2 separate regions of the Homo sapiens genome follow, and region 2 is linked to region 1. Evidence: read pairs that join two places in POLR2A ChIA-PET (ENCODE). Cell type or tissue: OCI-LY7. All regions are shown on one strand. Links, peaks and the distances in the headings refer to the core of each region. The heading gives the core; the rest is flanking DNA.

Region 1 (10,414 bases), core at 3,143-8,142:
TAAGCAAAAAGAACAAAGCCAGAGGCATCACACTACCCAACTTCAGACTATACTACAAGGCTACAGTAACCAAAACAGCATGGTACTAGTACAAAAACAGACACATAAACCAATGGAACAGAAGAGAGCCCAGAAATAATGCCATACACCTACAACAATTGACCTTTGACAAAGCTGACAAAACAAACAATAGTGAACAGACTTTCATTCAATAAATGGTGCTGGGATAACCGCCTAGTTATACGCAGAGGATTGAAACTGGACCCCTACCTTACACCACATAAAAAAATCAACTCAAGAGGAATTAAAGTCTTAAATGTAAAACCTAAAACTATAAAAACCCTGGAAGATAATTTAGGAAGTACCATTCTGGACATAGGACTTGGCAAAGATTTCACAACAAAAATGCCAAAAGCAATTGCAACAAAAACAAAAAATGACAAATGGGACCTATTAATAATTAAACTAGGCCAGGTGCGGTGGCTCATGCCTGTAATCCCAGCAATTTGGGAGGCCGAGGCAGGTGGATCACCTGATGTCAGGAATTCTAGATCAGCCTGGCCAACGTGGTGAAACCCCATCTCTACTAAAAATTAAAAAAAAAAACAAATTAGCTGGGCATGGTGGGCGCTTGTAATCCCAGCTACTTGGGAGGCTGAGGCAGAAGAATTGCTTGAACTCGGGAGGCGGAGGTTTTGATGAGCCGAGATCATGCCATTGCACTCCAGCCTGGGCAACAAGAGCGAAACTCTGTCTCAAAAATAAACTAACTAACTAAATAACTAACTAACGAACTAACTAACTAACTAAAGAGCTTCTGCACAACAAAAGAAACTATCAAAAGAGTAGACAGACAACCTATAGAATGGAAAAAAAACATTTGCAAACTATGCATCCAACAAAGGTCTAATACACAGAATCTATAAGGGACTTAAACAAATGTACAAGCAAAAAAAAACCAACCCCACTAAAAAGTCAGCAAAGGACATGAACAGACACTTTTTAAAGGAAGACATACATGTGGCCAACAAGTATATAAAGAAATGTTCCATGTCACTAATCATTAGAGAAATGCAAATCAAAACCACAATGAGAGACCATCTCACACCAGTCAGAATGGCTATCATTAAAAAGCAAAAAAAGCCAGACGCAGTGCTCATGCCTGTAATCCCAGCACTGTGGGAGGTCAAGGTGGGTGGATTGCTTGAGGTCAGGAGTTCGAGAACAGCCTGACCAACATGGTGAAACCCTGTCTCTGCTAAAAATACAAAAATTAGCTAGGCAAAGTGACACACACCTGTAATATCAGCTACTCAGCAGGCTGAGGCATGAGAATCGCTTGAACCCAGGAGGCAGAGGTTGCAGTGAGCTGCGATCACACTATTGCACTCCAGCCTGGGCAACAGAGGCAGACTCTGTCTCAAAAAAAAAAGAAAAAGGAAAAGAAAAGAAAAGAAAAAGAAAGTCTAAAAATAACAGATGCTGGCAAGGTTGCAGAGAAAAGGGAACACTTATACACTGCTGGTGGGAGTGTAAATTAGTTCAGACATTGTGGAAAGCAGTGTAGATTGCTTGAAAAATATAAAACAGAATTACCATTTGATGCAGCAATCCCATTATTAGGTATATACACAAAGGAATATGCATTGCTCTCCCATAAAGATACATGCACGTGCATTTCACTGCAGCACTATTCACAATAGCAAAGACATGGAATCAACCTACATGCCCATCAATGATAGACTGGATTTTTAAAATGTAGTACATATACACCATAGAATACTATGCAGCAATAAAAAAGAATGAGATCATGTCCTTTGCAGCAACATGGATACAGCTGGAGGTCATTATCCTAAGCTAAGTAACACAGGAACAGAAAGCCAAATACTGCAAGTTCTCATTTCTAAGTGGGAGCTAAACAACGAGCACACAGATACTAGAAGGGGAACAACAGACATTGGGGCCTTTTTGAGGGTGAAGGGTAAAAGGAGGGAAAGGATCAGAAGATATACCTATCGGGTAGCTATGTTTATTACCTGGGTGATTAAATTATCTGTACACCAAGCCCCTGTGAAACACAGTGTACCTATATAGCAAACCTGCACATATACCCCTGAACCTAAAGTTAAAACAAAGAACTGAAATTCTGAGAGACACAGGTAGCCCTGAAAACATTATGCTAAGTCAAATAAGCCTGAAACAAAAGGACAAAAATTCTGTTGTTCCACTTACATAAAGTACCTAGAGTAGTTAAATGCATAGAGACGAGAAATAGAATGGTGGTTGCCAGGGGCTGGCAGGAGGGGAGTAATGGGGAAGTTAATTGCTTAAAAGTTATAATTTCAGTTTGGGAAAATGAAAAAGTTCTGGAGATGCATGGTGGTGATGGTTGCATAACAATATGAATGTACTTAATGCCATTGAGCTGTACACTAAAAAATGGTTAACATGGTAAATTTTATGTTATATAAATTTTGCCATAATTAAAAAAAATCTTTTAAATTTTCCCCCAAAAAATTAGAATTCTTTTGGAAAAAACCTCAAAAACATTTCAAGAAATGGCAATGTTATTAGAATAAGTGTATAACTTTAGAAAACAACAACTTGTAAGAATAAAATGCTTATTTAGATATTTGACTTTTTGTAAGCTTATTAAAAATGAATGTGTCTGGAAATAAGGTAAATTTACAAAGGTAAATATGCTCTTTAACTAAAAACAACCCCAAAACCCTGAAGTACTGATACATGCTATAACATGGATGAAGTTTTAAAATTTATGCTGCATGAAAGACAGACACAACAGGCTATATAAATTTCATTTATATGAAACATCCGGAATAAGCAAATCCCCTATTAGTGGTTTCCAGGGTCTGGGTCATGGGAACAATATAGAATGACTGCTTATTGGGTAAAAGATTTCCTTTTGTGGTGATGCAAATGTTCTGGAACTAGATAGTGATGGTTGCACAACATTGCAAATGGACTAAAACCCACTGAATTGTACACTTAAAATGGGTTTTGTTGTGGTTGTTTTAGAGATAGGGTCTTGCTCTGTTGCCCAGACTGGAGTGCACTGCTGGGTCTGGCCCAGCGATGGATGAAAGGAGTACTCAGGTGTAGGTATCCAGTGAAAGAGCGGGCTAGGGGACCAGGCCGCTCACAGACCCCGAGGAGGGTGTCCTAAAGGGTTGTAGCAGCCGCAGCCCTGACAAGCCTGCGCTGCAGGCATTTATTCAGTACAGATTTAATAACAAAGGCCTTGAGTCAACACACTTTGTGGGTAATTAATATGGTCACCACCCCATCCCACCCCCACCCCGCCCCAAAAAGCAATCCTGCGGATTAAAGGCCAGGTCCCGAAGCAAACTAATTTACCTAGATTAATTTCTTTACATCCCCTTGTTATCTAACCTTTGCTCTCAGGCTCTGGATAAGATAATTTGCCTGCCTTCAGCCAAATCCTCTTTCGAAGCTTTTGCAAAACCTCCTGGCCTTCCAAGAAGGCTTGCATCTTTTCCTATAATTTCTCCCACCACCCTGACGAATCTCCCACAGTGCACCGTAACTTTTAACTCTGGGCTCTGAAGTAGCTGAGACTACATGCAAGGGCCGCCATACCTGGCTAGATTTCTACACTAAATTTTAAGTTATGTTAATTTTACCTCAATTAAAAATGAAAAAACAAGGCAGGGAATTCACCAACTTATGTAGGACTCCAAGATTAGTACTTTTGTAAGATATACATTTATTCAACCATCACACAAAATTCTAGTTGGTACCTACTTTGTGTAGAAAGTGCCTAAGGAAGTATAGTGTGCTCTATGTTGAACAGGAAAATACATTTCCTTTAATTTGCAGTCCTGTATTTCACTCTAAACATAAACATACACACACACAATAAGAATAGGCCCACACTTAAAATTTTGTTAAACATACCAAAAATAAGGATAAAAAATGATTAACAAATTAGAAAATATTTTTATTACTAAAACTGAAAAGTCAACTTTTATTGTTTATACAGAAAATTCTGACCAGCCCGGGCAACAGGGTGAAACCCCGTCTCTACTAAAAATACAAAAATTAGCCAGGCATGGTGGCGGTCACCTGTAATGCCACTTAGGAGGCTGAGGCAGGAGAATCGCTTGATCCCAGGAGGTGGAGGTTGCAGTGAGCGGAGATCGCACCACTGCCCTTCAGCCTGGGTGGCAGAGCGAGGCTCCCTCTCAAGAAAAAAAAATTCTTTTTAAAAATCTGCCAGTGCATTATAGAAATTTGTACATCTTTTTCCTACACCATATATCATTGGTCTGTATAAATAACTTGTTCACAATTTTGTATCTTCTGATAAAACGAGTACTTTCCAAGGGTATGTAGTCATAATTCAGGTAATGATTCAAAATGTGTTGAATCTTATGCCCCTGTGCTGTTCTCTCACTCACTCCTATGGTTTTATGCCTCCTACCCTGGATAATTTGTCCTGATCTTTCAGATTAAAGATCATGTTGTTGATGTTCTGGTAGCCTCAGCTGGTCCTTCATACCACATATGAAATTCTTTTAAAATAATCTTCTTAGTTTAGCGTCTGTCTCCCTAGAGATTATATAATTTCCCCAAAGGCATGGACTTGTTCCCATCTTAAGAGCAGGTCCCAGTATCATAGAGGCACACAATGAATCACTTAATAAGAAATGGATGAATGAATATGTTACACACAGAACTTTTTTTATATAAGAAAAGGACCTTACAATTTTTTTTTTTTTTGAGACGGAGTTTCACTCTTGTGGCCCAGGCTGGAGTGCAGTGGCATGATCTCAGCTCACTGCAACCTCTGCCTCCCAGGTTCAAGCGATTCTCCTGCCTCAGCCTCCTGAGCAGCTGGGATTACAGGCATGCGCTACCACGCCCAGCTAATTTTTGTATTTTTAGTAGAGACAGGGTTTCACCATGTTGGCCAGGCTGGTCTCAAACTCCTGACCTCAGGCAATCCACCCACCTTGGCCTCCCAAACTGCTGGGATCATAGGCATAAGCCAATGTGCTCGGCCCTTTTTTCTTTTTTTTGAGACAGAGACTCGCTCTGTTGCCCAAGCTGGAGTGCAGTGGTGTGATCTCAGCTCACTGCAACCTCCACCTCCCAGGTTCAAGCAATTCTCCTGCCTCAGCTTCCCAAGTAGCTGGAATTACAGGTGCCTGCCACCATGTGTGGCTACTTTTTGTATTTTTAGTAGAGACGTGGTTTCACCATGTTGGTCAGGCTGGTCTCGAACTCCTGACCTTAGGTGATCCGCCCGCCTGAAAGTGTTGGGATTACAGGCATGAGCCACCACACTTCACCAGGACCTCACAATTTTTAAAAAAATTGTCTTATTTCTTGTTTGAATGGTGAATGATGACGGAGAAGAGGGTGCATACTACTGAGGAAGGCATGAAGGAACCTGAGGTTCTTGAACTTGAGAGCTTAATTTTCTCCCAGAAACTTGTCAACCCGAATAGCTCCTTTCTCATTCAATTAGAACAGGGTTTACCTCTCCTTTTGTAGTTAGTAGTTTCTCATTTTTGTGTCCTGGGTTCCAAGAGCATTAGTTAAAGCTTTCCTACTTTCATAAGGGTAATGCTGATAAAATAGCCCCAAAGTGTAAACAATCAAAATGTCTTTCAATGTGTAAATGGTTAAACTGGCACATCCAAACCATGGAATACTACCAAGCAATGAAAGGAAACCAAACTGTTGATAAACACAACTTAGGTGGATCTCAAGGGCATCATATGAGTAAAAAAAAAAAAAAAAAAAAAAGGAAAAAAAAGCTGATGTACTCTACAGTTCCACTTATTTAACATTCTCACTATCACACATTACAGAGATGAAAGATTAGTAGTTGCCAGGTATGGTGAAAGAAAGGGGTGGTGTAACTGAAAAGGGTAACACAAGGGAGCTGTCAGGTGTTGGAATAGTTCTGTGTCATGAAGTAGTGGTGTGCACTCGTGCAGGAACCTCCGCATGTGATACAATGGCATAGAACTATCCACATATGTTGTACCAAAGTCAGTTTTCTGATTTTGATATTGTGCTGTAGGTAGGTAAAAAGTAACCACAGGGGGAAACTGGTTGAAGGGCACAAAATACCTCTTTGTTCTATTTTTGCAGCTTCCTGTGAATCTATAATTATCTCAAAATAAAAAGTCAACAGAAATTTTTAAAAATTTTAAAAGGAAGATTGCTAAGTTTCACAGAGGAAAGCCCCAAACCTTGAAAGGTTGGAGCATTTTTCCAGATGCACCCTAGGAGGGTGGATGCACCCAGGAAGGAAGAGCACCCGGAGGAAGGTTGCATGCAGGACCCCACTCCCACCAGAAATTTACACTGGCTCTAACCTCCTTCTAGAATTAATAGCTACCTCAGCTGTTGAGAACAGAAACAATGCTACCTATTGCATATAAGTGTAGATGATAAAGGAACCTTGGTGAGCCAAATCCACAAAGCTCCCCTAAAAAGGCTGGAGCATAGTGGAGAAATGCAGATTTGCCCACAGCCAGCCACTTGGCTGATGACAGTCTCCAGACCTGTAAGCCAAAGTCCTTTCCCCAACACCTTGTGACCCCTTGTAACAAAATCCTGAAATTCTGCCAACAGAGGTTAAAGACAAATTCTTTGGTCATTAACATAAAATGCCACCCATTCAAAATTCTAGAATAGGACTTTTTTTTGAAATGTGGATGAGAGGTACTGCTAAAAAATTTGTAATACCTCTTCCATGCTTTTCACAAAAATGAATTAAAACATTTGAGGGAAAATAAAAAACGGCAATGCTGAAATCCACTACCCTACTATCATAACACTCTGCTTCCAAGGTCCCAGTGGGCATATTGTTACCTCACTGCTATGTCCTGCTGTCATTCAGAGCACAGCCCTCCCAGGACAAGAGCCAGTGTTTATCTGTTTTAAATAGATTTATTGAGACATAATTTACATGCCATAAAATTAACCCATTTCAATGGTTTTTGCTATGTTCACAAAGTTGTGTATCCATCACAACAATCTAATTTTAGACCATTTCCATCATCCCCACAATAAACTTTGTGCCCAGTAGCTGTCAGTCCTTACTCCCCCCTCACCTCACATTTAGGCAACCATACTTCCTGTCCTTATATGGTTACCTATTCTAGATATGTCATATAAATAGAATTATACAGTACATTTTGTTTTGTGTCTGGCTTCTTTCACCAAGCATAATGTTTTTGAGGTTCATTCATGCAGTAAGTCTCAGTATTTCACTTCTTTTTACTGTCAAATAGTATTCTATTGTATAGATATATCACATTTTGTTTATCCATTCACCAACTGATGGACATGTGAGTTGTTTCCACTTTTTTACTTTTGTGAATATTGCTGCTCTGCATATTCACATAAAAATCTTTGTGTGAAAATGTTTTCATTTATATTTGATGGATACCTATGAGTAGAACAGCTGGGTCACACGGTAACTCTTATGTTTAACCTTCTGAGAAACTCTCAAACTATTTTCCAAACTGGCTGCACCATTTTACATTCTTACCAGCAACATGAGGGTTCTAGTTTCTCCACATCCTTGCTGACACTTGTTATTATATCTTTTTTATTACAGCCACTACAGTGAGTATAAAGTGGTATCTCATTGTGGTTTTGATTTGTATATCCTTGGCAACTAAGAACATTAGTCATCTTTTCATGTGCTTATTGGCGATTTACGTATCTTCTTTTTAGAAATATCTATTCAAGTCCTCTGCCCATTAAAACAATTAAGTTGTTAAGAGTTCTTTATATATTCTGGATATAAGTCTCTTAGTGGATATATGATTTATAAATATTTCTCTCATTCTGTGGGTTATCTTTCACTTTCTTGTGGTTTTTGAAATTCAAAAGTCCAATTTATTATTTTTTTTTACCAATGTGCTTTTGTTATCATTTATAAGAAATCATTGCCTAACTTAAGACCACAGATTTACACGCCATGTCTTATTCTAATGTTTACAGTTGTATCTCTTAAATTTAGGTGTGCGATGCATTTTGAGTTGATTTTTGTGTATGGTATGAGGCTGAAGGCCAATTTCACGTTTTTTTTTTTTTTTGCATATGGATGTCTAACTGTCCCAGCACCATTTTTGAAAAGACTCTCTCCGATTGAATTTTGACATCTTTGTCAAAAATCAATCGACTGTAATGAAAGGGTTTATTTCTGGGTTCTCAATTTTATTTCACTGGTCTATAGTTTATCCTTATGCCAATACTACACTGTATTGATTACCATAGGTTTGCATTACATTTTGAAGTGAGGGTGTGTCTAAGTTCTCAAACTATAGTCAATTTTTCAAGATTATTTTGGGCTATTCTGGGATCTTTTCATTTCCTAAGAATTTTAGTTTATCAATTTATGCCCAGCCAGGTGTGGTGGCTCTGTAGTCCCAGCACTTTGGGAGGCTGAGGCAGGTGGATCGCTTGAGCTTGGGAGTTTGACACCACCCTGTCCAACATGGCAAAACCCCATCTCTACAAAAAATACAAAAATGAGCCAGGTGTGGTGGCGCATGCCTATAGCCCCAGCTACTTGTGGGGACTGAGGCAGGAGGATCACTTAAGCCTTGGAGGCAGAGATTGCAGTGAGCCAAGACTGGGGCACTGCACTCCAGCCTGGGTAACAAAGCCAGGTGCTGTCTCAAAAAAAAAAAAAAAAAGTCCCCAAAAAAGTCAGCAGAGATTTTGATAGGATTTGCATTAAATACGCAAACCAATTTGGGGGATTTTTGCCATCTTACCAATATTAAGTCTTTCACTCTACAAATATACTATGTTCTTTCATTTATTTAGGTCTTCTTTAATTTCTTTCAGCAATGTTTCTTAAGAGTAGAAGCATTGCGCTTTTGCTAAATTTGTTCCTAAGTATTGCATACTTTTTTGATGCTACTGTGAATGGAATGTTTTTCTTATTGTTAGGGTTTTTTTTGTTTTTGTTTTTTTTGTTTTAGATGGAAACTTGCTCTGCCGCCCAGGATGGAGTGCAGTAGTGTGATCTCGGTTCACTGCAACCTCCACCTCCCGGATTCAAGCAGTTCTCCTGCCTCAGCCTTCTGAGCGGCTGGGATTACAGGCGCATGCCACCACGCCTGGCTAATTTTTTTTTTGTATTTTTAGTAGAGATTGGGTTTCACCAAGTTGGCCAGGCTGGACCTGACTTCCTGACCTCATGATCTGCCTGCTTTGGCCTCCCAAAGTGCTGAGATTACAGGTGTGAGCAATTGTGCCCGACCAAGTTTCAAAGTATTAAATGCTGGTATACAGAAATACATTTGACTTTCGTATATTGATTTTGTATCCTGTGACTTGGACGAACTTATTAGTTCTTGTAGTTTTATAGTAAACTGTGCATAATTTTTTTTTCTTTTTCTTTTTTGCTGAGATGGAGTCTCACTCTGTTGCCCAGGCTGGAGTGCAGTGGCACAATCTCCGCTCACTGCAAGCTCTGCCTCCTGGATTCATGCCATTCTCCTGCCTCAGCCTCCTGAGTAGCTGGGACTACAGGCGCCCATCACCACGACTGGCTAATTTTTTTCTTTTTTTTGTATTTTTAGTAGAGACAGGGTTTCACGGTGTTAGCCAGGATTGTCTTGATCTCCTGACCTCGTGATCCACCCGCCTCAGCCTCCCAAAGTGCTGGGATTACAGGCGTGAGCCACTGCACCCAGCCGAACTGTGCATAATTTTCTACATACAAAGTCACGTCATCTGGAAATGAAGAATTTTGTAACTGCCTCCACCCAATGGGTTATTCCTGCCTGCTGCACAATAAAGACCACAGCAGTGCAGTAAAGAAAGAGTTTAACTGACACAAGGCCAGCCATACCTTGTGGGTATGAGTTATTACTCAAATCAATCTCCCCCAAAATTTGGAGATTGGGGTTTTTAAGGATAATTTGGTGGGTAGGGGGTCAGAAAGTAGGAAGTGCTGATTGGGTCGAAGATGAAATCACAGGGAGTCAAAGCTGTCTTCTTGTGCTGAATCAGTTCCTGGGTGGGGACAAGACCAGGCAAACTAATTTACCAATCTGGGTGATGCACTGGAATGCAGGGTCTGCAAAATACCTCAAGCACTGATCTCAGGTTTTACAACAGTGACTCCTAAATCATAATTTCTAATCTTGTGGCTAATTTGTTAGTCCTGCAAAGGCAGTCTACTCTCCAGGCAAGAAGGGGGTTTGTTTTGGGAAGGGGCTGTTATTGTCTTTATTTCAAAGTTAAACTATAAACTAAGTTCCTTCTAAAGTTAGTTCAGCCTACAGGAATGAGCAAGGACAGCTCTTGCAGGTTAGAAGCAAGATGGAGTCGGTTAAGTCAGATCTCTTTCACTGTAATAATTTTCTCAGTTACAATTTTTGCAAAGGTG
Region 2 (10,414 bases), core at 3,439-8,438, 60 kb before region 1:
CCCCTTCAACCTTAAGTTACAGGGTACATGTGCAGGATGTGCAGGTTTGTGACACAGGTAAACGTATCATGGTGGTTTGCTGCACAGCTCAACCCATCTCCCCGGGTTAAGCCCAGCATCCATCAGCTCTTCTTCCTGATGCTCTCCCTCCCGCCATCCTCCCCACAGGCCCCAGTGTGTAGCGTTCCCCTCCACAAAGCGTCATCTTTCAAGGCCGTTAAGTCTGAAACCTTCTAAACATTATATCCCGTTTTGTGGAAAAGAGAATCCCCCTGCTCTATTAAGATATACCTCCTAACGCAAACTTCAAAGTCCCAGCTACTACCCCCAAGGTACCACCTTAACCATCCTGCATATGAGTCTCTTCATTAAGCAAATTAAACAAACAGGGAACCTTTGCAACATCAGCAAAGAAAAATTGTGAAACAATATGCCAGAGAAACAGCAGAAATAATTTCTTCAAAGTTATAACGGCTAGATTTTTGGACTAAGATAATCACATACAAAGCAGAATAAATGTTCATCTACAGAATCTCAAATTATAAATGCATTTTCCATTCCAAAGAACAAAAGCCTTGTATTTTATTGTCTCCTTACCCCTACAACTTAAGTACTTTATGACTTATTTTACTTGTGCCCAGATGGGCTCTAATTTTGAAAGTCTCTTTTCAGGGATCCCTGAAAAACCCAGGTAGACCAATACTGTAGAAATAAAGGCAATTTACTCACTATAATTTTATACCTTTAAAAAAAAATGTTACTAATAGGGAATTGCAGTGTTTACTGCCATCAGAAGTTAACTACAGGCCAGGTGCAGTGGTTCACACGTGTAATTGCAGCATTTTGGGAGGCCAGCTACATCACTTGAGTTTGAGACCAGCCTGGGCAACATGGTGAAACCCTGTCTCTACAAAAAAAATTAATTAAAAAGAAAAAATAGCTGGGCATGGTAGTGTGTGCCTGTAGTCCCAGATACTTGGGAGGCTCAGGCAGGAGGATAGCTTGAGCCCGGGGGGCAGAGGTTTCAATGAGGCGAGACTGCACCACTGCACTCCAGCCTGGGCAACAGAGCAAGGCTCTGTCTCAAAAAATAAAAAAAAATAAAAAAAAATTAAAAAGCCACTCATTAACTGTACATTTTTAACATAGTAAAGATTTTAAGGGTAATCTAAAACTTTGCTTCATGGATCATTAAAATACTCATTTTCAAACTTTGAAATGACTACGCTTTGTCAAAGGTAACTTGTGAGCTCCGTTACAACTCCTACAGTCCACAGTATCTTAATGTGCTTTCCATCCTTTCCTTAAGAGGGCATGGAGTCTTACCAACAATGACCATGTAAGGGTGATGTTGATATGTATTTATAGTACAAAGGACGTTCACATGTGTCATCTCATCTGATCTAATGGGGAAATTATTATTCCATTTCATAACTGAAACCAGTTAAACGGCCTACCCAAGTGAAAATAATTAGTGAGGACTCAAAGTCACACACACACAGATATGCAGCCGAAAAGTCAGGAATAAAAATTCCCCAATCTCTTGTTTGAAAAGGAGTAATTTTGTCTCAACCATCAAACCTGCAACACATTGCCCTGTAGATGTCATAACGAGTTTGCATGTCTAGAAATTTGGACCCCATCCCTAGCTGCTGCAGGGCTGACTTTAAGCTTCCTTTTCCATTTTGTGAAAATGGGGCTAATACTACCTAACCTTTCCTAATTCTGAATGGATCTTCAAGATGACAGATAGAGAAAGACTAATAACAACAACAAAATAAAATTAATGCTTTTGAAATACCTCAAAAAAAATCTATTGTTAATTTTCTTAGTTGTGACAATACTATCGTGTTACTGTTAAAGAGATTGCCCTTTCATTTTAGGTAGGTTTCTTATTGAGCAATATTTTGTTTTTTATCCATTCTGATAGTTCCTTTAATACAATGAAAGTAAGTTTGAACCATTTGGATTATTATGATTAATGAACTAGAAGAGCTTATTTCTTCCACCTGTGTTTTCTGTCATTCTTTTTCATTTTGTTTTTCCTATTTTCCTTCCCTCAGAGTTTGAATGGTAACGTTTAAATGTCTGCTGCTACGGAAGCAAGAAAATTCACTCCCTGTGTGGGTGTGTATTTATCCTTAATTTTTTAACATGTATATACAATCCAAAATTTTCCAATAGTGGTTGTTTAGTTGGCTCTTAAACAAGGAGGCCCTTAACAAGTTTTAACAACCCACTGAACTGTCCTTGTACCCCATCCATCTTGTTTTGTTGTCATTTTCTCTTCTTAAAAAAAATACAAGCAAATTTTGAAAAATCAATGTAATTCAATTTACCAGCATATTTTTACCAACTCCATTGTTTCTTATATCCTCATGACTGTCCTCTGGACTTACATTTCCTCAGGCTAAACACACACTTTAATAATCATTTTAATGTGAATCAATACTTGGTAAACTCCTGGTACTTCTTTAAATATGCCCCCTTCCTACTCTCCAGCCTTACTGTTCACAAGACCCGCTTTCACGCCAAACCACCTACAGAGCCTAAGAGTAACACATTATCTATTTACATCTGGTATCCCATCCCTCCATGTCCACATAATAAAGGCCATTCATTTTGCAAAGTTCAACTCTCTTCTAAGAAGCTTTTTCCTGAAGCCCTCTTCTCTCTCCCAAAACCACCTTCTCTTTCACATATAATTACCATTACTTATACCAATAAGAAAAACATCTCATTGCATGCATTTGTTTTATACGTCCATCCTCTTCTACAATACTGTAAGTAGAGCTGGTTTTCAATCTTCTCATCAGGACACACAGAGAAAATAGTATATGTAAAGCCCACAAGAATACAGACATAGCCAGGTGCAGTGGCTCACACCTGTCATCCCAGCACCTTGGGAGGCCAAGGCAGGAGGATGGTTTAAATGTAGGAGACAGCCTGAGCAATAGAGCAAGACCTGTCTTAAAAAAAAAAAAAAAAAGAAAAAAAAAAAAGAAAAGAAGCTACAGGTAAGACAGGTATGTCTGCTCTCACCAGAAAGGGACTGGCTAAGGGTCTCCTATCAACCCAGATACCTCCAGGCTTCCCAGGGGTCAAGAGGACTACTTCCTCAGCACAACTATAACCCACTCAAGACACACTGAATGGGAAGTTCCATAAGACCAGAGTTTATCACAGTCGTCTTCATGTTCTCAGAACCTACATGCAGCACGATATAATGTAGGTCTCCATGAATCCTTCCTCAAAATACTTTAGAAAAAGCACTCTTTATCCCTACAAAAAGGAAAAAAAAAAAAATCACTAGCATCAGGTAGAGGCTTAGTAGGTCACTAAAATAAAAAGCACTAAAATAAAATCAAAGGCAACAGTACTCTAACTCTACTGAAAGATATTATGATTTAAACCACCCTTTACAAGTAGAGAATGTGTGGATGCTTCCTCTACCCATGAAGCATTTCAGTTAAGAACATCTGTCCATTATCACTGAAATAAACATCTACTTCTTGTTTTCAGTTGGAAATAAATTTTTATTGGTACGTAGCTTTGGACATGTGGCTCACTACAGATAAATAAAGCAAGCTTACACATCTCTTCTTTAGACATAACATACTGTTTAGAAGAAGCTAATGGTCCTTCTGAAAGAGAAGCAGCAGCAAAGCATAAGCCAAGGAACAGAGAGGGCTATACCACCTCACACAGTGGTGCTCTACATTAAATTTCTTATAGTTTACACTATCACAAAAGTCTTCGAGTTTTGCTGTGAGAAAGCAAAGACTTACTAGTTTTTCTTCCTAAATAAATGTATATAAACTGCCACTCTAACCTCCTAAAGCAAATTCTGCACATAAGATAGCAAATGGTCAAATGTTATATGTAAGTTTTTCAACAATACTGGGACTCCAATAGAGAGTTTTCAGTTCAGCAAGTGTAACTCTTCATAATACAACTCTTCACTTACTACTTTCTCCCAACACCTTTAAAGTATGGTGTAGATATGTAAATATCCCTCTTCTAGACTAGGAGATTGGGACTGTAGGTTTTAGACAAGATATCTAAGAGCAAGGTGGGTAAGTTCAATGTAAGCCAACAAGAGATGTTATTCCCTTGTTATGCTCCCTAAAGGATAGAGCATAAGGAAATTAAATATAATAATATGGCCTCAGTAAACAGAAAAATCTGAAAGAAAATAAGTCCTGAAGCTAACTTGAATGCACACACCTTGTTCTAGTAATGACAAAAAGCTGGTGTGCTTTTTTTTTTTTTTAGTATAAAATAAGGTAAGATAGATTTTTCTTCTAAAAGTATTAGATTGTTGCAAAAGTAATTGTGGTTTTTGCCATTCTCAACTTATCTAAACTTGTAAAATATGTTTGAGAATGTCACAAATTAGACCAGTTATTTTTGTTCCCAGATAAAAGAAATAAATTATTCTATGAACTATTCAAAATAGAGAAAGAAGACAATCTACATTCTCAGCTTTCATATTATGAATTAATCCACTCAATTTCAAAATAAATTAGTGCTTTCTCAGGGGTATATACTACTAATAAACTAACGTTTCTTATAATGAAAAGGAACTGACAATTGTATTTCACAAAACAAATTTCCATTTTGGTTAGTATATGTTGAGCTAACAGATTAATTAGTAGTGCCAATGAATACTTTTTACCACAGGGAGGGGAGCAAATCATGTTAAAGGGCAGTAACAGCCAACATGACACAGTGATTACCATGGGCCAGGTACTAGTCAACAACCCTATGAACTAGATGTTATTTTACTCTCACTTTACAGGTACAGAGAAGTAACTTGTCCAAGGTCATACTCATAACTAAAGAAATAAACATGGAACCTCAAAAAAATTCAAATCCCTTAATGGTACTGGCAAAGAAAAAAGTGTCAAAAATTAGCAAATAGCTTTGTGAATTATTAGGCTGTTGGTGACGAAAATGGTGGTATCAGTAACCTCCAGTTTTAAAGAAAGAAAAATGTATTTAGACTGTAAAAACTAGGGAACTAAGTGAAATTCTTGCTTAATTATGTCTGATTCTATGCTTTTTATGTTATCTAAAACATAATTAGAACTCCCAAGATGTTCTAGAAATGGGCTACAGAGCAAAAAAAATAATAATAATTTTTTAAAAAAGAGCTCCTAAAATGATGAAAATGATACCAATAATCATTTATAAACTACTAAAGGATCAGAATTTTAGACCTAGAAGGAGACAAGCATATAAGGAATATCTATTAAAGAGTATCTAGTCCAATCCCTTTATTTCACAGATGAGAAAAATTAACTCGAAGTTTTAAGAAACTTTCCCATATATACACATCTAAATGTCAAAATCTGGACTAGAATTTACCTTCTGGTCCAACTGCTCTTTTCATTATACCATGCTGTCAAATACATAACAAAATACCATATTAAGTTTCTGGAATAGAGCTGCTAAAAGAGAAACCAAAACAAAATTAGATTATTTAAATCTAAAAAGGTTTCTGGAAAGGAATTATACAAAGTATACAAATGCTTAAAAGATACTTCCTGAGACAATAAAAGTTTCAGAAGAGCTAGAATAAATATGAGTTTAAAGGCAGGAAGAAAGGAATTTGGTAAATGACAAAAAGGAGGCAGACTCAGTTTGGGGGGACTTGGTCAAAAGTCTAGAATCAAATAAGGCAACAAGAAATGTGACATCATCTCGCTGCAACTGGCCAACATGGATCATGGTAGGGCAGATAATTAACCTACTTTGAGACCTATTAGCCACTTATTAGCAAAAGGTGGAAAGAGAAAGTCACCAGAAGGTAAGCAAAGCCATATGATATAAAATAAGACCATAATATTTATACACATGCCACATAATTGAATATGGTATTTAAAACTAGAGTTTTCAAGCATATTAAAAATTTCAGATCATAACAAGTCTTATCTTTGTGATAACTAAGTGCCTAAGATTAGAATAAACCACCTCTTATAAAATTCCATTTCTGCTAACTATATCACTTTACCCTCTAATAATCATTAAACATATAACCTGTCAACGCCCTAGTACCCTACCACTATGCTTTATTGGGCTCATCTCACCACCTCATCATTTTATAACATTAAACTCATGTTCATCCTAAAATTGGGCAAATTTTAGGATGGGCATGAATGATGATAATGATAACATGATAATCATTCGTGGGTAAACAGTGTAAAACTATATCTAGGGAATACAACTCAAGTTTTTTAAAAAGTTAAATAAAATATGCTCTGGCCAGCCTGACCAACATGGAGAAACCCCATCTCTACTAAAAATACAAAAATTAGCTGGGCGTGGTGGCACATGCCTGTAATCCCAGCTACTCGGGAGGCTGAGGCAGGGGAATCACTTGAACCTGGGAGGTGGAGGTTGCGGTGAGCCAAGATTGCAGCATTGCACTCCAGCCTGGGCAACAAGAGTGAAACTCCGTCTCAAAAAAAAAATAAAATAAATAAATAAATAACATATCCTCTGGGAGGTAAAAATTGACCTTCCTTTTGCTTTCTTGGAGTTTTTATATTTTCCAGATTTTCTATGAGAATGTATCATTTTTAATGTCCAAAATGTATTTTAGACAAATTCAAAAGATGAGTGGGCTTAAATAAAACTTCTATTAATACTTCTTCTAAATGTTCTCTCTCCACCAAGCTCAAACATTCCTTTGACCAAACATTTATGTAATAGAAGATTCCTTATTTTTGAGGTTTTCTTATTTTTTTTAAAGGCTTAAGAAGCTTAAGTTTTGTTCCCTTCTTAAATTAACACAGCAAAATTAGATAAGTAAAACAATGGCAACTCACATTTGAATGCTCCTATCATAGAAGTACTATTTTACTAATAAAATATTAATTTACAAATAAATATTTTATTAATAAAAGAACTACATCCACCCTATTTCTTGAGAAGGAAAAAGAAATTTCATTATTTAATATAATATTCTTGTTATATGAAGAGGAGACTTTCACACACACACATTCCCAACAACGCATGGGCTCTGAGGTTTGCCCCAGCTTTCCTTTTTTTCAGTAGTAAGGATAAATTGCACTGACCACACATACCCTTACCTGGATCCCAGTGAGACTGAGCAGTAAGAAAAGGCAAACATTTTCCATGTATGTCCTTTCTAATTTATGTTTTTAAAAATCGTGTTATTAAAACAGAGCAAACAAAAAAGAAAAGACAGCCAGTTTCACCTGTGCCTTTCTTCAGCAAGTAAAGTTTACCATGCTCAGGGTGCTGTGCTAGGCACAGGCTTTCTCAGAAGAAAAGCCCGTGGGACTCTCCTAGCACCTACCTTTACCAGCTTTGGCCTCATTACCACCATGTTCTAATGGATCTAATCTCATGCCCTTGTAACCGAGGGTGGGCAAGCAGCCAGGCCAGTGCCACCCCATGATCTAACTCTACCCACCTCCTGCACCAACAACTTCTCCGTTGTCTGGTCCCCCTCCCAACAACGCCTTCCTAACCATGACTCCTACAACCCAAACAGGAAGAGACAATAATGATCAGAGGCAGAGCTAACATTTATGGAGCTAACAGTAAGTAGTGCCAGCTCCAAAGCAGGGGCTGTCCTGACCACTACTGCATGCCCATGACGGACCACCCGGATTAGCCACCTCAACTGCAAAACACAGCCTCTCTACATGTATTCTGTCACTTTTCCCGTTATTTCACACTTATTAAGTATAATATTAAATATCAGGTAGGCAGGTACTCCGTGCCAGGCCCTGAAGTCTGAAACTACTTCAAAGGCAAAATAAACACTATGTGATACTGAAAATGTATTATTTCATAGACAAATTAAAAACAGGTATTTCAAGAGGTACCCTTGAAAATGTACTCACTGCAATCTAAACATAATCACTCATTTGGTTCAGGCTATAATACTAACTTATGAAAAACAAGTTTTACTAATTTTCACATGTAAGCACAACACTAGTGATCTAAAATAAGACACAGCTGAAGAGAATTGTTTTTAACAGTTACTTAACCCAATTAAGGTATTGCAGATTTGCCCAGGTACGTTATTTTGACAAATGAAAAAATTATGTACACTTCAGTACTTATAGAATAAAATTTCAACTCATCCTAAATGTTTTCACAGCTGCTGATTCTGAGAAGTGTTCTGTTTAAGTCCAGCCCATCTTCTCTCCACCATTCCACACACACACAGCCACATCATCCCTGCTTCACCCGGCATACCAGGAGGAGGCAGGAAGGACTTTGGAAAACTTTTATACTGAATGCAGAACTTGGTACTCCAGATCAAACTGCAGAAGTAAATGATAATCCTTCCCCTTCAAGGCCCTCACAATTGAGTAAGAGTTCAAAGAAAAATTTACTGCACAGTAAGTATGATAAGTGCTACTGAGATTACAAAAATGCCATGAAACTGTATGAAGGGGATGGAGGGTCGGGTTGGACAGGGGTAGGATTATTCAAGTAAGGCTCCCTGCTTAAGAGACAGGCACACACACTCGCCAGACAAGAAGGATACGGGGTGTGGCAGGGAGGAGCGTTCCAAGCCTAGCAAAACAGCACCTACAAAGCCAAAGAGGTATCTTTGCTTTTCAATTTTGTGATTCTCAGAGGACAAATGGCAATTTTCTTTAAAGAATAAGACTGCAAATTACTTTGAGATATTCAGCACTATTTGGGGGTACATTCGAATGTATTCAAATATGAATACAGACACACCCAATTTTAATAGTACCTTTGGAACGATCTCATTTGGCCAGGCATTTTCTGTATTTGCCAACAATACACACGCCCCACATGTAATTAATGTATCTGGATGGAAGCCCTAGAAAGAGCTTCTGATTTGACATCCTTGGGATCAGAATCCCACTTACTAAGTGTGTGACCCTGGCAAATCCCTGTGTCTCACTGTCCTAATCTGATTACAGCATACATTTATTGTTTACCTGAATACTGTTTGTGTCCATGAGCAAGAATGTAAACACCAAGAAAACAGGGGCTGCCCTGACCAATACTGCATCCCCAGTACTCAGCGTCGCCTCTAGCACTTAGTGGCTGCTAAGTGTATACTTGATATACAGTACTTGAGTGAATGAACAGTCGGTAAAGAGTATCACACCACTCCTGAAATCTAGTCTTTGACAATGAACTATGACCCATACAATGTGTGTAGCTCAGCCATGTGGCAAAATTGTCACTGTAAAAGACCTAATTATCGCATTCCTTTTGAAATTGACTAAGATAATAATTGGCGTATCTAAAAATAATTAGCCCAAACAATTCTCCAAAATCATTTTAATATAGTCCATTTAATACAAATGCTTTCCTAAAATGTAAACTGTGAGAAAGAACAATCATCCAGTTGGGAAATGGAGTCTTCAATGATTCATCCTTCAATATGATTTCTTTAATACTGTCGATTTTATGTCCACCTGATTTCAGTCATTTTTTGTACTGTTCCTCAGCGTGTAGTAGAGAATCTGCTTTTTAAGGCATCTTTCAGATCTGATTCACCACTCCTTAAAGAAAAATATATACAATGTACCACCCTTAGATGGAAAATTTCTTGGGGATCTCCTATATGAAATCAGTTGCATAAATAGGGCCAGTGAGGCATGAAACACAAGATTTCAGAAGTCTCTAATAACAACCACTAGGCCCACGTTGCAAAGAACAACTTTTTTCGGTGATGACTCATAAATTATGATCCCTACATATAAGCTCATGAGGAACTAATGAAACGAATTTGTCTCATCATGTGGAAAACTGTGGTCCTTCTGGCCACGCACAAAACACCAAGTTTTAAACGCGCCCACGTTTTGCTTAATTCGGGACTTCCAGCGGGCATTAGCACTTTTCCCTTACAGTCTATTTAAACGCCCTAGGAAAACAAATACCATCGCCTTGGCAGGCGGTCCCCGCACAGACAGACCTAGCTCCAGCCACATACAGATGTGTCTGGTGGGCTGAAGTAAACAAATGACAGGAAAGCTAATGCTGCTTTTCAAGATTAACGTGCATTCCCAGAGACAAGACTGCCACCTGGACACACGGCTGGAAACGGGAGAGCTCGTGCCTCTCAGAGGAGAAAATGGAGAGAATTTCAACAGTACTTATTTAAAGTTTCCACCTTCACACACGCCCCTTTCCCCCAGCGCGGGGTCGGGGACTCGGCCCAGCCAGCGGCGCGAGGAAATCTGCACTTGACTTCCGTCCTCTCCCAGGCGGGAATGAGCGCTGCCCGCCCCGGCCGAGACCCTTCCTTCCTGCCCGCCGACCCCCACCCCTCCCGGGGACCCCTCCCGCTCGGCGCGCGACCAGAAGGAAATGGAGCCCGCGCGGCTCCGCGCCCCCTCCCCGACGACCCCGGCCCGGGGCCGCGCTCTGGCTCGCGCGCGCC

Evidence for each region. Peaks named below come from ENCODE experiments on the same cell type or tissue, not always from the same donor. Only the 100,000 strongest peaks of a DNase experiment are listed, where the experiment ranks them.
Region 2: POLR2A ChIA-PET joins it to region 1 with 7 read pairs; 4 of 35 experiments call an interaction of 5 or more read pairs at or near these places.

What each region holds. Positions count from the first base shown.
Region 1 is chr13:27,221,186-27,231,599 of GRCh38, forward strand. No RefSeq gene overlaps it. Among named protein-coding and RNA genes, the nearest start is that of LINC00412, 11 kb to the right of the region's middle. In OCI-LY7, for the core only: no CTCF peak of the experiment used is centred there; DNase peaks (open chromatin) are centred at 6,026 and 7,181; H3K4me3 peaks cover 2,646 bases; H3K27ac peaks cover 2,582 bases.
Region 2 is chr13:27,160,797-27,171,210 of GRCh38, forward strand. All of the region lies in intron 1 of USP12 (ubiquitin specific peptidase 12), which reads right to left. USP12-AS1 (USP12 antisense RNA 1) reads left to right here. Exons shown (of 3, transcript NR_046547.1): 2 at 2,064-2,127; 3 at 8,141-8,339. Among named protein-coding and RNA genes, the nearest start is that of USP12, 5.8 kb to the right of the region's middle. RefSeq lists an enhancer at 9,992-10,101 and a silencer at 10,342-10,391. In OCI-LY7, for the core only: no CTCF peak of the experiment used is centred there; no DNase peak of the experiment used is centred there.